4 separate regions of the Homo sapiens genome follow, and regions 2, 3 and 4 are each linked to region 1. The links are chromatin loops, found by intact Hi-C in ENCODE. Cell type or tissue: Caco-2. All regions are shown on one strand.

What was found. Peaks named below come from ENCODE experiments on the same cell type or tissue, not always from the same donor. Only the 100,000 strongest peaks of a DNase experiment are listed, where the experiment ranks them.
Region 2: it touches region 1 in a loop (34-fold over the local background); 28 of 110 quality-filtered maps call a loop at or near these places.
Region 3: a loop joins it to region 1, with 11 times the contacts of the local background. A loop is called at or near these places in 2 of 110 quality-filtered maps.
Region 4: it touches region 1 in a loop (5-fold over the local background); 2 of 110 quality-filtered maps call a loop at or near these places.

What each region holds. Positions count from the first base shown.
Region 1 is chr11:43,129,053-43,133,052 of GRCh38, forward strand. No RefSeq gene overlaps it. Among named protein-coding and RNA genes, the nearest start is that of API5, 180 kb to the right of the region's middle. In Caco-2, no CTCF peak of the experiment used is centred here; a DNase peak (open chromatin) is centred at 1,689.
Region 2 is chr11:42,768,968-42,772,967 of GRCh38, forward strand. No RefSeq gene overlaps it. Among named protein-coding and RNA genes, the nearest start is that of LINC02740, 520 kb to the left of the region's middle. In Caco-2, a CTCF peak has its summit at 1,678 (motif pointing right); no DNase peak of the experiment used is centred here.
Region 3 is chr11:43,019,580-43,023,579 of GRCh38, forward strand. No RefSeq gene overlaps it. Among named protein-coding and RNA genes, the nearest start is that of API5, 290 kb to the right of the region's middle. In Caco-2, a CTCF peak has its summit at 2,106 (motif pointing left); a DNase peak (open chromatin) is centred at 2,092.
Region 4 is chr11:43,277,296-43,281,295 of GRCh38, forward strand. No RefSeq gene overlaps it. Among named protein-coding and RNA genes, the nearest start is that of API5, 33 kb to the right of the region's middle. In Caco-2, a CTCF peak has its summit at 1,546 (motif pointing left); no DNase peak of the experiment used is centred here.

The DNA.
Region 1 (4,000 bases):
TCTAGCTCTCCTTTGAGACATTTCCCCCACCAGGCAATGGTCTCCTAGCTCAGTGATGCTCAGCCACTCAGGGAACTTTTAATTCCAAGACTGGGAACTCAAACCTGGACATTTTGATTTACTTTGTCTGGGATGGGCTTAGTCATAGGTACTGTGGCCAGGGTTGAGAACCACTGTCCTAACTTGACGACCTTTCTCTTCTTCCAATCTCCACCCATCCTACAGCTCCTCCATGATACTCCATGACATTCCCAACCTGCCTTTCCAAATTATGCTTATCAATGGAACCAGAATGATCTTTATAAAACAGATATGACTGTGCGACTCTCCTGTATATACAAGTTTAGTATCTCCCCAGGGTTTACCCAATGGGGTTCTTAAGATGGCACACAGGCCCTTACCTGGCCTGACCCCAGAGCTCTGCATCCCCAGCATCTTCTGCAGCCATTTCAGACAGCACCCCACACAGATTACGCAATATGCCCCAACCACACCAAACACTGTCATACAACTAAGCCCAAATTCACCCTGCATTTACCTGGAAGGCTCTCCCATCCTGTTATCTACTTTGTCCATTCACCCAGCTTTTCAAACCCATTGCCCCTCTTCCCCTGCTCCCACCTTCACACCTCACTGCATCCTCCTAGAACTCTTCTGTAGTTCCCTCAGGCAGAGCTAAGAATTCTGTCATCCATGTTCCTATATGTCTATCAGGCAGCTTAATATGTCTATTAAGTCCTCACCACACTGAATCATTGCAACCACACATGTTGCTCTCCTCTCCTCTGCACTCCAGCCTGGGCGACACAGTGAGACTCTGAGCTCCTTGAGAGCCATGCAGTGTTCACTCCAGCACCCTGAGAGAGCAATATGTGTATAAAATACCCTTCAATATGTGTCAAATAACTGAATGAATGAACAGACATAATAACAAGCAAATGCCATGCTCATGGGTCACTGAGAAAGGTTCGAATAATTTTCAAACTGCTTCTTCCTTAGACCAACAATGTCTCCTGATTAACAGGCACTACCATGGAACTCAAATAGGGCAGAGTGGCAGGGAGAAGTGGCAGAAAAGTAGACAGAACCAGGACCTCTTCTCGCAGTTTAAACCAGACTTAAGCCAGCAGCTTACACACCAAGCAAGCACAGAGAGGTTTCCTTTGGCCCAGAAAGTGCTTTAAAATTCTGGTTCTACACTTTCACTTGATGTGTCGGAGGCTCAGGCAACCCGCAACCTGCATTCCCACCAGGCTTCAATGACAGCAGTGGGGTAGCTGCTCCCCCATTTTGAGAAAGCACCTGTGTTCTCCAATGCGCCACAGTCCCCAACAGTCTCTGTTGTCTTCCCTTAGCTCATCTCTCCCAGTATGTTTGCTGTCTGGCCACTGTAGGCATTTGAGTTTGCAACCCTGGGTTTAAACAGATTTCTTGGCTTAAGGAGTTAAAATGCCTGGGGGTGTGCTCATTCTTTGCACCAAAGATTAACAGAAAGGATCTCTGCAGCTCCATTTCTCTCCAGGCTAGAAAGTTTAATAAAACCCAGCTGATGCTGCCTGGCTTTAGGGCTGAGAATGCCAGGGGCCATGACTGGGAAAGGAGAACAAAGTGGGGGGAAGAGGAGGCTAGGTGTAGCACAAAGAGGCTGTCTGGAAGTGTGACCCTCTGTTCTGCCAGGCTGAGATAAGCTCCTCAGCAGGACTGTTAAGGAAAGGTGAGGACGGAGCTGGACACTCAGCAAAGGGAAATGTTCAGGAAGAAATTCCCCAGCAAGTCTGTTAGACAAGCCACTGTCTCGTGAAGCTTTAGCTCCACTCACTGGCTGGCTATAAATTAAGCTCCAGGAAGCCAGCACAGCTCAGCAAAGCTTCCAGGCAGCCCCAAGGCACTGCTTAGAAGAGGAACTTTTCCTCAAACTCCACCTCTTACAGAGTTTCCATAGGCTGGCCATTTATGGGTTGTGTGACCCTGGACTTCAGTGTCCTCCCGTAGAAAACAAGGAGTATGAACTAGATTTATCTCTAGTGTCCTTTCTAGGTGTTTCTTTCTTTCTTTTTAAACAAGGTCTCACTCTGTCACCCAGGCTGGAATGCAATGGAACGATCATGGCTCACAGCAGCCTCAACCTCCTGCGCTCAAGTGATCCTCCTGCCTCAGCCTCCCAAGTAACTGGGACCACAGGCATGCACCACCACTCTGGGCTAATTTTTTTACTCTTTGCAAAGATGGGGTTGCAATGTTTCCCAGGTTAGTCTTTAACTCCTGGGCTTCTAAGAATTTTAACATTTGCTCTTTCTTCCAACAAAGAGGTGATGCCCACATAGAGGAAAATGTAACTTTATATAAACATATATAAACCCTGCTTTCCACTTTAATTAAGACATAAATACCTGCAGCAGCTAGAGATGTGAAGAGGCAAGTGAGCAGAGGAAATGTGCATAAGACTCTCAGCAGCTTGGTAATAAACAGGGAGGACTGAAGTGACCCTGTGGCTCCAAAGGTGGCTGTTCATTAGCCTCCTCCTATCCTTAGACCCAGCTGGAACATTGCATGCACTGGCTCCCAGGTTGCAGAGGATGTCAGCAGCTCCAGCTCACCTGATTGAAGGAGGCCATGTGACTTTCCCTGGACTTCCTGCTTGGACAGTGAATCCCTGTAGGGCCTGGATCCATTACCCTCTTCTTCTCCCACTCTACCCAGCACTCTTCTTCATGAGTTTGCTTTCTCCTGTCTTTTTTTCCTCCACTTTTCATTCAAAAATTGTTGATTAAGCACCTCCTATGGGACAGACATTTTTCTAGAGTCTGGGAACACCTCAGTGAACAGACAGGTTCTTATTCTTATAGATCTTCCATTCTAGAGAGAAAGCTGAAAGATAAATAACACAGCAGGCAGTGAGGGGTGCTACAAAGAAGGATAAGCAGGGTAAGTGCGTGGGAAAATGTGCTACTTTGTCCTCTAGAGGCCAGGGAAAGCCTCTCTGTTAAGGTGATATTTGACAGAGATTTGAAGACACTGAAGGAGTGAGCCATTTGGATCTCTAGGGAAAGAGCATTCTTCTCCACGCAGAGAAGAGCAAGTGCAAAGGCCATGATGAAGAAGTGAGCTTGGCCAGAGTGAGGGACACCAAGGGTGGCCTACAGTGCATGCAAGTCTTAAGAGATGAGGTTCCCGGTGCCCTTTGACTGCTCCAGAGATCCTGTGCTCACAACACAAAGCCCCAATCATCCTAAAATATATCTATGCTAAGGAAATTTGTCCCAAAATTTCCTTTCATCATGATTTACCTTCTGGTATCCCACCCATGAAAGCAGAAATTTCCTGCTTTCTCCTAATAATTGCTAACCTGTCTCCTCCCCTAAAATGTAAGACCAAGGAGAACAGGGACTTGGTCTATTCATTCACTGCTCTATGTTCAGCTCCTATTTCAGTACTGAAAACCAAGTAGGCCCTCAATAAGTATTTTTTAATTAATTAATTTATTTATTTTATTATTATTATTATTTTATATTTTTGAGATGGAATCTCTCTCTGCTGCCCAAGCTGAGTGCAGTGGCACAATCTCGGCTCACTGCAACCTCCACCTCCCAGGTTTAAGCAATTTCTGGCTAATTTTTGTATTTTTAGTAGAGACAGGGTTTCACCATGTTGGCCAGGCTGATCTCAAGCTCCTGACCCCAAATGATCCCTCTGCCTCAGCCTCCCAAAGTGCTGGGATTACAAGCATGAGTTACCGCCCCTGGCCAACCCTCAATAAATATTTATTTTCTAGATGAAATGGGGAAACTAGCTATGTTACATGGTAATGAGGCAGCTGACTTTCTTGGAAGCAGAAGACTTAATTCTAGATTTGGTGACACAAAAGCAATAAAGGAAGGACCTCTATAAATCACTCATGTCTCTGAGCCTCAGCTCTCAAAGTGTTGGATTAGAACTAGGGATGGCAAAATCCTGCTACAGGCACAACCACTACCCCCTTCCATGCCCACTAGACCCTCTA
Region 2 (4,000 bases), 360 kb before region 1:
TGGTTCTTGGAAGAGATGGATGGAAATTAAATATATATTCATAAATATTTTAATATCATAAACCACATCCCAGCAATCAATTTCAGCAGCAGAATAAATATGGCCTCCATTACATTAAAGGTTTTCATCATTTATTTAAAAATGTTTTTGGAATGTCACCTGCTCAAATCCATTTCTCCTGTAATCTTTAAAAATTCTGCTCAAGCAATGCTTCCTCTGAGAAGTATTGCTGACACCCCTAGTCAATATTACTGTCTCATTTGTTTGCACATAACTTTGCTTATCTTTTTAATACTGTACTTTTTATTATGGTAAAATATATAAAACATAAAATTTCTCATTTTAACCATTTTAAGTGTACAGTTCAGTGGCATTTAAGTGTACAGTTCAGTTCATATTGTACAATCATTACCACCATCCCTTTCCAGGACTTTTTCACCATATCAAACTGAAACTCTATACCCATTAAACAATAACTTCCCATTTATCCCTCTCCCAGCCCTTGCTGCCTACCATTCCTTCTGTCTCTATGAATTTGACCACAATAGGTACCTCATATAATTGAATCATACAATATTTGTCCTTTGTGTCTGGCTTATTTCACTTAGCATAATGTTGTTAAGGTTCATCCATGTTGTAGCACATTAGGTTTCCATATTTTTTCTCCAAGAGTTTTATAGCTTTAGCATTTATATTTAGGTATTTGATTCATTTTGAGTTTATTTTTGTATATAGCATAAGATAAGGGTACAAATTCATTCTTTTGCATGTGGATAACCAGTTTTTTAGTGCCATTTGTTGAAAAGACTGACCTTTCCCCCCATTGAATGATCTTAGCATCCTGTTGAAAATCATTTGACCACATATGTGAGGGTTTATTTCTGGGTTCTTTATTCTATTCAGTTGGTCTATATGTCTCTCTTTGCACCAATTCCACACTACTTTTATTACTGTAGCTTTGTACTAAGTTTGGAAGTCAGGAAGAATGAATCCTCCAAATTTGTTATTTTTTTTCCCAAGATTGTTCTGACTATTCAGGAGTTTCTTGAGATTCCATATGAATTTTAGGATAGATTTTTCTATTTCTGTAAAAATATGTCATTGTAATTTTGATAGGGATGAATCTACATATCTCTTTGGAGGTGAAGAATTGATATCTTAACAATATAAAGTTTTCTAATCTATAAACACAGAATGCCTTTCAATGCATTTGTGTCTTCTTTAAATTCTTTCAGCAGTGTTTATTTGTTTTTGGTGTATAAGCCCTTTCCCTCCTTGGCTAAATTTATTCCTAAATATTTTAAAAACTATTGTAATGAAATTTTATTAATTTCCTTTTCAGACTGTTCATTGTTAGTACATAGAAATGCAACTGATTTTTGTGTGTTGATTTTAAATCCTGAAACTTTGCTGAATTCATTAAGTTTTCTCTGGAATCTTTAGGGTAATACTGTACTTATAATTTATTCTCTCTTATAGTTTTGTTACTGTGTCTTCCTTTCTCTTCCAGGTTTTAAGTTACTTGAGGGTACAAGTCATCTTTCTTTATAGCACCTACCCTACTGTTTTGTGTATAAATGATATGAATAACTTTAATGTATAAGTTAGTATTTATTTTAAAAGAATATCTGCAATGCTGAGTTGTGGCACTATCCTGAGAAGAGACATTCCAGGAACTGACCAGCAGGAGGAGCTACTGCAGGTCCTTTTCTCTTACAAACCCTCTGGTCCCCAGATGACATTATTTAAGCACAGAGGATGGGGAGAAAAAAGGAAAGATTAACATTTATTGAAAATCTCCTCTCTTCCAGATACAATGTTCATTCATACTCACAGTTTTCTGATGAGGCAGGTGTTACTCTAGCAATTTCCCCAATGAGACAGCAGAGTTTTAGAGAACTTGATTGAGATTACACATCTAGGAAGTAGAGAAGCCAGAATTCTACAGAGGAATTATTAGCCAAGGAGAATCTTTGGGAGTTGGAAGAATAGAAGGAGGTAGAGAAGATGGCAAATCAGGACTAGATACATTTCCACGAAGTCTTAGAAGAGAAAAGGCTAGCTAGCTAACCAACCCCCTCTTCAGTCCCCAGCCCCCAACCCCCAAGATTAGAAATGTGTGATTCTGAGTTGGGAACAGGAGACGAATCTGAGATATGTTTAGAGGTTCTGATAGTACAAAATCAATTCCTCTTACTATATTGTGCTGTGCCTAGGCATAAAGTATTTATGAGTGGAGTAAAGTTTGCATCACCCTGTGCATTGAAGCAGGATCTGAGAAACATCCCCCTACATGCTGTGTCAAACTAAGTGGTGAAGAAAAGTTTCTCAAAACTTCTATCATATCAAGAATTTAAGTTACTCTGCACCTATGGAGCCCTGCAAATTATGAGTCAATACATTCAAATCCATGATGTGTCTGACTTTGAGGTCTGTTTTTACTTCATCATACAGACTTAAGACTCATTATTTCCTGTAAATGTTCCCTTCCCATCCATCAAGATATGTTATCCTCAAGACACTTCCAACATGACCAGAATCAACTGTAGTGAATCATGTATTATTGAACCTTGCAAAACTATTTTAGCATTCTCCCAAAAGTATTTCTGTTTTCTCTCTGTCTGCCTACTTTTTCTTGCCCATTTAACAGCAACTTCAAAGAAAAAGTACTAGGTAAAAACATTCATTTTATAGAACCCTGCTACTACTGGTATTTAATAAATAGTAAATAATAAGCCTATAATTGCTAAATGTGGGCAACAGCTGCTACTATGGCTTATAGATCTTCTCTATGAAAAGATTTCATTATATTTGTACAATTCTGGGATGACACTGCTGGTTTTTTGCAGTTATGAAATGAATAATCACAGAAGAAAATTAACTGACAATAACATATTCTGAAGAACACTTGTCTATTGCCTGGTCTTGTTTTTGTCTAGATTCAAAATCACATTTGTGATGTATATACTTTCCTTTTTATTCATTTTCAAGGTCCTGTTTTCCTTCAAACATTTGCTTGGAATGGATACGGGTGTGTGTGTGTGTGTGTGTGTGTGTGTGTATTACATGTATGGACATGCCCCATGTGGAGATGGAGGAAAAAAGGAATGAAATAGTTGATCTGTTTCCTAATATAATCTAAAATACCTGCTGTTTTTGATCTTAAAGGTAAAATGAATTTCAGTAACAGATAAAATGAATTTCAGTAAACATTACATGTCCCATTATATTTGTCAATAACAGGAGTCCCTTACATCCAAAGCCAGACCCTCAACAGTAAGACTTAGGAAAACAAAATTCTATTATAACTTGGGACAAAACCGTTTCAACATCCTGCAAGCTTTGTAAGTTTCATAAGTTTCTCCTTAAACTACTTTCTTATTTTTGATATTTTTTAAGTCCTGACATTTAAAAGATAACTTTGTGCAAGAATTTTACTCATTTTCCTACAAAAGTGATTCTTTCTTGTCATGAAAATTGCCAAGGGAGAATTTACAAAGTAACTTTACATACAAAAAAAGAGTTCTTGATTTTCAGGACAGGAACTGGATTTGTACTGTGTCTTGTCAGTCCTGGAGGTCCCAAAACAACTTCAGAAAGACCGAGCTCTCTATTTTGCCTTTTACATTAATAACAGATTCATTAACTAAATTTGGGTTACAGAAGAAGGAACAGTTGATGAAATAGTAAGAATGTGGCACAATTTTCGAAACCTGGTGGAGGATGTGGCTGTGTCTTTAGAAGGCTCTGCTGAGACTCTGCCCTGGAAATCATGGAACCCTAACAAGGGAGTTTGGCAGAAACTGGTATCTCAGAGACTCCCTGTACTTGTTTCAACAGAGTGGTACTCTCACTTCAAATAACAGAAAAGGACAGCACAGAGGCGCTGAGGCGACTGCCAGGTGTTCTGCAGGACTCTGTTTGAGCTCTTCCTTCCTTTGGATTCTAGCTTCAGAGGGATTCATGCAGTTCCCTGGTGTTAGGGAAACTGTTTCATATC
Region 3 (4,000 bases), 110 kb before region 1:
TAAGGATTCAGCTCACAATTTCTAAGCTCTTCCTCTCTCATCCTTTTAACTCATCCTATTTAACTAGGCATTACTCATCCATGAGTATCTGTATTAATTAGCTGTTCCTGTAATAACACTGAGTAACAAACTACCTTGAAACCCAATGACTTTAAAAAACAAGCATTCATTTCTTCCTCACAGATCTTCAAATTGGCAGAACCCAGATCAAACTCATGATTTGGCTCAAACCTCCTCCAGGTGTGTCCCTATTTGCCTTAGACCAGTGGCCCCAGTGAAACACAGGAGCATAAGAAGACAAGATGACAAGAAAAGCAAATTATGCACATTTAAGGCCTCTGCTTACATCATGTCTGCTCACATTCCAGTGGCTAGGGAAGTCACATTGCCAAGCTCAAAGTCAAGAGGGCACAAGAAGTATACTCCATATCAAGGAGGAAAAAATGAAGATAAATTTTTACTGAAAACAATCTAATCTATCATTTAATATTCATTAGGCTGTCTGGTAGATTTTGGAAATACTAGGATTATTAAGTCATAATTTCTGTCCTCAAGGAACTCATATTTGGGGTGGGCAGATGGTACTAAAAAGATAATGCTAAAAAACACTAAATAAGGAGACACCCAGGATATTATGTGAGTAGGAAGTGGCAAATCAGAGAATCTAATATAATAATTCTTGAGCTTAGGGAATCATCAAAGGCTTTACATTTGAGTGTCTGAGGTGGTCCTTGAAGATAAATATGAGTTTCCAGGGAAAAAATATAAGCAAAGATGCAGAAGTATGGGAGTAAATGGTCTCTTCAATAAATGACAGGGCATACAGTGTGACTAAAGCCTAGTATATGTGACAATGGCTGAGAACACATTTTACTCCACAGTTCTTTGAGTAAGTCAACCCTGGTTTAAAAGAGTAATATTTGGATGATGGAGAAAATATTCTAATATTATTGAGTGCACCTAAGGTTACATACCTTTGGGTTTATTTATCCCAGAACCATTATAAGCAAGGAAGTTGCTATTAATTTGCATTCGCAGAGATGCAGAAATAAGGACTCACCAAGGTGAAGTGACTTGTCCAAGGTCATATGACTAGTAAATGAGGCTTGAAATACAGTTCCAGCTCTGGTCTTCTCCGCTAGGCTCTATTGGAAGTATCCTGGGAGTTCTGGCTACTTCGTTAGTCCTATGAGCTAAGTTCAGGCTATAAAAAGTATAGCCTTCTAGGCTATACTAACAAGTTCAGAATTTATGAATGGCATTGAGGTAGGTTCCAAATAGGGGAACAAGAGACATCACCGGAACTTGACTTTGAAAAGACATCCAGTGGCAGAGTGGACAGGAGATTGGAGAGATGGAGAGGTACTAGAGGCAGGTAAGGGGTTATGGCAATAGTTGGGTATACAATCAGGCCTTGAACCAGGACAGCACCAGAAGTAAGGAAGGAAAGAAAGTTGACTTGCGAAACATTTTGGATGTGCAATCAGAAAACAATTTGATTAAAAAAAAAAAAAAGATGAGAAGAAGAAGGAGTCTTGAATTCCTCTGTTTTCCAAGCTTATGCAGCTACTTAAAAGGTTAAGCCATTTCCTCTTTTTGCTTTCCAGACCACTCTACACTACAGTTTCTCCTTTCCATATCTCCCCCAGAGACAATGAATTCTGCCTCCTAGCCTAATTGAAAGCCAGAGGGCAGCAGAACAGAAGAGTGGTTGAGGCAAAGGAAGAGTCATTTGATGAGAAAAGATTGATATATTCCTTTCCATAATCAGTGGAACACAGGTGAATAGATTTAGCAGGTTCTTTATCGAGTGCCTTTAATCACCTAACTCAAATCAATACTCCTTCAGGGGAACATAAATTAATTCTCCAAACAAACAGCTAATGCCTAAGGAGAGCTGTCTGTAGTGTTTACACACTCCAGCTCCACTGTTGGAGATGAAAGAAAGGCAAGTATGAACCCAGAGGCAGAATCTTCACTTGGAAATGCACAGGGTCAGGAGCAAAGGCTCCTAAGTATACTGACACTTCCTGTATTTTTTCAACATCATCTGAATTGACACTAGTGGACAGTTACCTACAGATGATACAGCCCCCTGCTGGTCACAAGCACTAGGGGCTAGGGAGGAGGGCTCTGCAGTTTTTCTATTCTGAGCCCTTCTCATCTTTCCATATACACCATTAAAAGTATTGAGAGAGGTTCCCAGGATGGCAGAGTTAGCTCCCAGAAATTCCAGGATACTTCCAATAGAGTCTAGTGGAAAAGGCCAGAGCTGGAACTGTATTTCAAGCCTCATTTACTAGTCTTGTGACTTTGAGCAAGTCACTTTCCCTTGGTGGGTCCCCATTTCTACATCTGTGCAAATGAAAATTAATAGCTACTTCCCTGCTTATAATGGTTCTGGCATAGATAACCTCAAAGGTCTGCAACCTAAGGTGCACTCAATAATATTAGAATATTTTCTCCCTTTATCCCTGCTAAACCAGGGCTGATTTACTCAAAAAACTGTCAAATAAAATTGCTCACAACACTTTCCCAAGTGGAAAGTCTGCAGAAACAATATGTGGCTTGTGCAGTAAGAACTAGCATAATACCTACTTCCTGTCTTCAATCTTCCTCCTGCTATTTGCTCTGACTGGAAGAGCCAGACCAAAATTCCGAACATTAGCCATCCATGCTGAGAGCAAGGCCAAGGGTTAACACAGCCCTTTTTAAATGATCCCAGTTGTTGTTCTAAACAATGGTAGCTATTGTCAGTATTATTAATAAATACTATTCGACCAAACTGGTGTGTATGTGTCTTGCTTAAACGTGAGGTGAAGAGGTCAAAGCATGAAGGATGAGACTACATTTCTCTTTTCAGAATGACCTCAGGGCAATTTCTAAGAGATTCAACCAACAAAGGAAACAGACGTACAGCTTCTTCTTGCTTCTGGCCCCTTTCTCCAGGTTGGACATCATTTCTGCAGCCTATAATCCTCCCACACTTGGAGAATTAATATGCAAATTTCCTAATTATATGGCCAAGAATTTTACAGGTCTCGCCTGGAGTGATAAATTAGTTCCCAGGTCTCTGCCTTCCTCAATAGGGGGTCTGGTAACCTCAACTTCAGGATAGTCATAGAAACCATTAGTGTCACTAAATTAACCAGCCCTCAGAATTAGCCAAGAGAAAGTGTATATTGATCTGACTTAGCGATGTGAGAAGAGAAGCGATTTCTTTTATGATTAGCCTTTTCAAAGTCCTCTTAGGCTACTCATACTCTCTGCTGATGGAAAGATTACTGAAAAATAATTTAAAATGTCCCCAGAACCACAAAGTCTTTGTGCCATTATTTCCCCTAAAATAATAAAATTACTTATACATTCAACTGTAAGCGTCCTTTAGAGTTACTCGTGGCAAAGATACCTATATGAATATAGAAATGTAAAATAATAGTTTCTATGTCTTAGGAAATTCACTATTTAATAGACAAAAATTATGATTATTATCATTTTTACATTGTGCTAAAGTTAATAAAATGTTTTTTATATACAGTATTTTATTAAAATGTTCACAACTATGAGAGATGGGTAGTACCTTTATACCCAATTTACAGGTATGTATACTAAGACAAAGAGAATGAAGCAGGGCATGTTGGCTCCTGCCTGTAATCCCAGCACTTTGGGAGGCTGAGGTGGGCAGATCGCTTGAGCCCAGCAGTTCGACACCAGCCTGGGCAATATGGCAAAACCCAGTCTCCACCAAAACTACAAAAAATTAGCAGGGGTGGTGGCGCATGCCTGTAATCCCAGCTACTCGGGAGGATCACTCGAGCCTGGGAGGTAGAGGTTGCAGTGAGCCGAGATGGCACCACTGCACTCCAGCCTGGAAGACAGACTGAGACTGCGCTCTCAAAAACAAAAGAAAAGGTAACTAAAACAATTTACTCACCTTACACCTTAGAGACGCCTTACACACACATGCACATACACACACGCAACCAGTGTATAGTGTCTT
Region 4 (4,000 bases), 150 kb after region 1:
TAATGTACTCAAAAGTACATTATAATCATAGGCAAGTGTTTCAAAAGGACATGTACATGAGGAATTCAGACATTTCTCAGGAAGACTTTAAGCTGTAGTGTTAAACTCAGGCTCAGAGTCATACTGGCTTGGGTGATAATTCTAGATAGGTCATTTTTTTTTTTTAGCAGCTATGTGGTCTTAAGGAAGTTCATTGACTTCTCTGCTCCTCAGTGTTCTCATTTGTGAAGCGGGGACAATGGTATTCCTCTGCTTAGAACTGTCAAGAAGATGATGTTAAATAACACATTTGACATTTGGCATAGGGCCTAGTACACAGCAAGCACTGGATAAATGCTGGCCTTTCTTTCTATTGCTACTTTGAAATACAGTCACTGTGGACTCCAAAAACCTGTGCTTACATCTCAGCTCTCCTCTTGGATACTTGCGTACTTCTAAGTCTAGTTTTCTCATCTTTAAATGGGATTGAGCTAAGGGGGTATTGGAAAGGTAAATCATCAAAACTATATGTGTAGGCTGGGTGCAGTGGCTCACACCTGTAATCCCAGCACTTTGGGAGGTCGAGGCGGGTGGATCACATGAGGCTAGGAATTCGAGACCAGCCTGGCCAACATGATGAAACCCCATCTCTACTAAAAATACAAAAATTAGCCAGATACGGTGACATGTTCCTGTAGTCCCAGCTACTCAGGAGGCTGAGGCAGGATGATTGCTTGAGCCCGAGAGGCAGAGGTTGCAATGAGCAGAGATTGCAGCACCACACTCCAGCCTGTACGACAGGACAAGACCCTGTCTCAAAAACAAAAAAAAAGACTATATGTGTGTGTATAGATAGATATTATTTATATATCTCCTTTAGGCATACAGTAATAGTGTCCTTTGTAAATATGACACATGTTGACAATGTTAGCTTATTATTTATTCTCCACTGGACTAAAGAGAACTAATTATATAGGCTGGTGAGAAGAAATATTTCCCTCTGAGATCCTGGAGGCCAGGACTTCTCAAACTTTCCTGGCTACACAATTCACCCAGGGAGATCATTGAAATGCACCATCTGATTCAACAGCTCTGGGGTGGAGCCTGACATTTTACATTTCTAAGAAGTCCCAGATGATGTCCATGCTGTAGGCTCAGAATTTACAGGGGCATGTAGCTGCCTCCGAAAACACCATGAGATTTACCAGGGAGATGGGGTTCACCTCTTAGCCAGTAGGGCTGTGCTCCTTCTGGGATTTAGCAAGATGATGTATCCTTGCTCTGGGAACAAAATCAGAGGCCTTTTATTGTAAGTATAAATTTTGTGTCTGAGCTGGCCGCCCCGGGGATAAACATCGTCAGAAGAGCTCTTGGGAAGTCCCTCTGGGGTGAGGTTGATGCCCTGTTTGTGCCCTGAGGGGTGCTGAATGCTTCCCAAAAGAGTCCCCTTGGTCTGAATTGCTTCAATCACTCCCAATGGCCTCGTCCCACAACACAGCCAATAGCAGGGCTGAAGAGTAAAAGCTTCATAAAGAAAAATGACGGAGGCTTATTGCCACCTACCGGATTAGGAAAGAAAAGGCTATAGTAAAAGATTTCATGGAGTCCAGCTCTATGAGAAGCACCAGAGATGGGGGGAGATCATAGAATTGCGCAGGACCCTGCAGGTCGTACATTCAACCTTATGGAGTTCAGCCCTGGAGCATAAACCATCCAGGCCTGATGCCATTCCTTCCTTCAGTCGCTTTGCCACTTCCTGGGAGAAGAATAACAGTTATAATTCATTGAGAGCTTCATGTGTGTATCTAGGGGCATTATTTGTATTGCCTCATTTAAACCTGGCAACCATTCTCAAATGAAAAACTATTATTATCACCCCTTTTTCAGAGGAAGAAACTGAGGCTTAGGAATTAAAGGAATTTGTTTAAGCTCACCCAGGTAGTAGGAAGGAGCCTGAATGTAAACCTGGGTCTATTAATATTTGCCTCCAAAGCCTAAACCATAATCCTAAGGGGAGGCACAGACCCAATCAGCCCTCCGCCATCTGGTTGTGTGGGACTGGGTCAATCCCTCAAGTGGGGAGTGGAGCTCCCTCTTCTATTCCCTTGCACGTTCCCTCATCATCCCTAAAACATAGCCTCAACCTGAGTTTTCAGAGCGACTCCAAAGTCTATGCTACTTCATGCTGACCAGCAAGTGAAGGAATTGTCAATTCTGGCCAGGCGCAGTGGTTCACACCTGTAAACCCAGTACTTTGGGAAGCCGAGGTGGGCAAATCATCTGAGGTCAGGAGTTCAAGACCAGCCTGGACAACATGATGAAACCCCATCTCTACTAAAAATACCAAAAAACAAAATTATGCAGGCATGGGGATGTGTGCCTGTAATTCCAGCTACTCAGGAGGCTGAGGCAGGAGAATTGCTTGAACCCGGGAAGCAGAGGCTGCATTGAGCCAAGATTGCACCATTGCACTCCAGCATAGGTGACAAGAGTGAAACTCCGTCTCAACAAAAAAAAAAAAAAGGAAAAAAAAATTGTCACTTCCATCTCCGTCTTAAAATGTATATCGTACTGTCTGAGTTTTTTTGGGCTGCTGCCACAAATTACTGCAAACTGGGTAGCTTAAAACAACAGAGACTTTTCCCAGTTCTGCAGGCTGGAAGTCTGAAAGCAGGTCGGCAGGGCCAGGCTCTCTCTGCAGGCTCTAGGAAGGATCCTTCCTCGTCTTGTCCTAACTCCTGGTGTTTGCAGCCAGTTTTTGGCATTCCTTGGCTTATAGATACTTCCCTCCAATGTCTGCCACCATCTCCACATGGACATCTTCCCCGTCTGTCTGGGTGTCTCTTCTCTTCTTATAAGGGTACCAGTCATGTTGGATTAAAGGCCCGCCCTACTCCAGTATAATCCCAATTTAGCCGGTTACATCTGCAATAACTCTAGTTCCAAAAAAGTTCATATTCTGAGGTTCTAGGAAGGACATAAATTGGGAGAGGATATTATTCAACCCAGAACATCCACCCCAAGGGTTTAAAGAGTAACCTCAAAAGTCCAACTGCCTAGGTTCAAATCTTGGCCACAGATCTAATTAGCTGTATTATTTTGGACAAGTTACCTAACCTCGTTAAACCTCAGCTTCGCCACCCATGAAATGGGTATAATAATAATTATCTCCACCTTATAGGGTTATTATCAAGATTAGAAGAGTTGATACCTATAAAGTAACTCCCAGAACCTGGCAGTAGGGTTCTTCTCCGGAGCCCAGTTGCCCAGGTTTCAAATCTTCGCTTTGCTTCTCACTGGCTGTGTAGTCTTGGGTAAGTTACTCAGCCCCTCCAGGTCACAGAGCACTCCTTTGTAAATTGAAGGATGTTGATGATGATGACAATGGCACCTACCCATGGAAAATGGGGTGGTTGTGAAAATTTAAAGAGTTAGAGCAGTGCTTGGTAATAATAAGCAATTGATAAATGTTGCCTAAATCAGCTACCTCAGAGCTCGGTAGAAGGGTTAAATGATACAGTCCAGGCCAAGCGCAGTGGCTCACACCTGTAATCCTAGCACTTTGGGAGAACCAGGTGGGCAGATCACTTGAGTTTAGCAGTTCGAGACCAGCCTAGCCAACATGGTGAAACCACATCTCTACTAAAAATACAAAAAAAAATTAGCCAGGCGTAGTGGCACATGCCCGTAATCCTAGCTACTTAGGAGGCTGAGGTTGGAGGATCGCCTGAACCTGGGAGGCAGAGGTTGCAGTGAGCCAAGATCACACCACTGCACTCCAGCCTGGGCAACAGAGTGAGACTGCGTTTCAAGAAAAAAAAAAAGATACAACCCATTTAGACTCTGAGTCTCTGTATGTGCTTGATAAATGTTGATTATTATTATTATTAATTTACACTAGGCTCATAGGAAGGAGAGAAGAGAGTAAGAGAGAAAGGGAAATTGCTTGAGGCTAAGGCCAGAGAGACTCCACAGGCAGGAAAATGGAAAGAGCCAGTATTCTCAGTTCTCCAATTTTAAC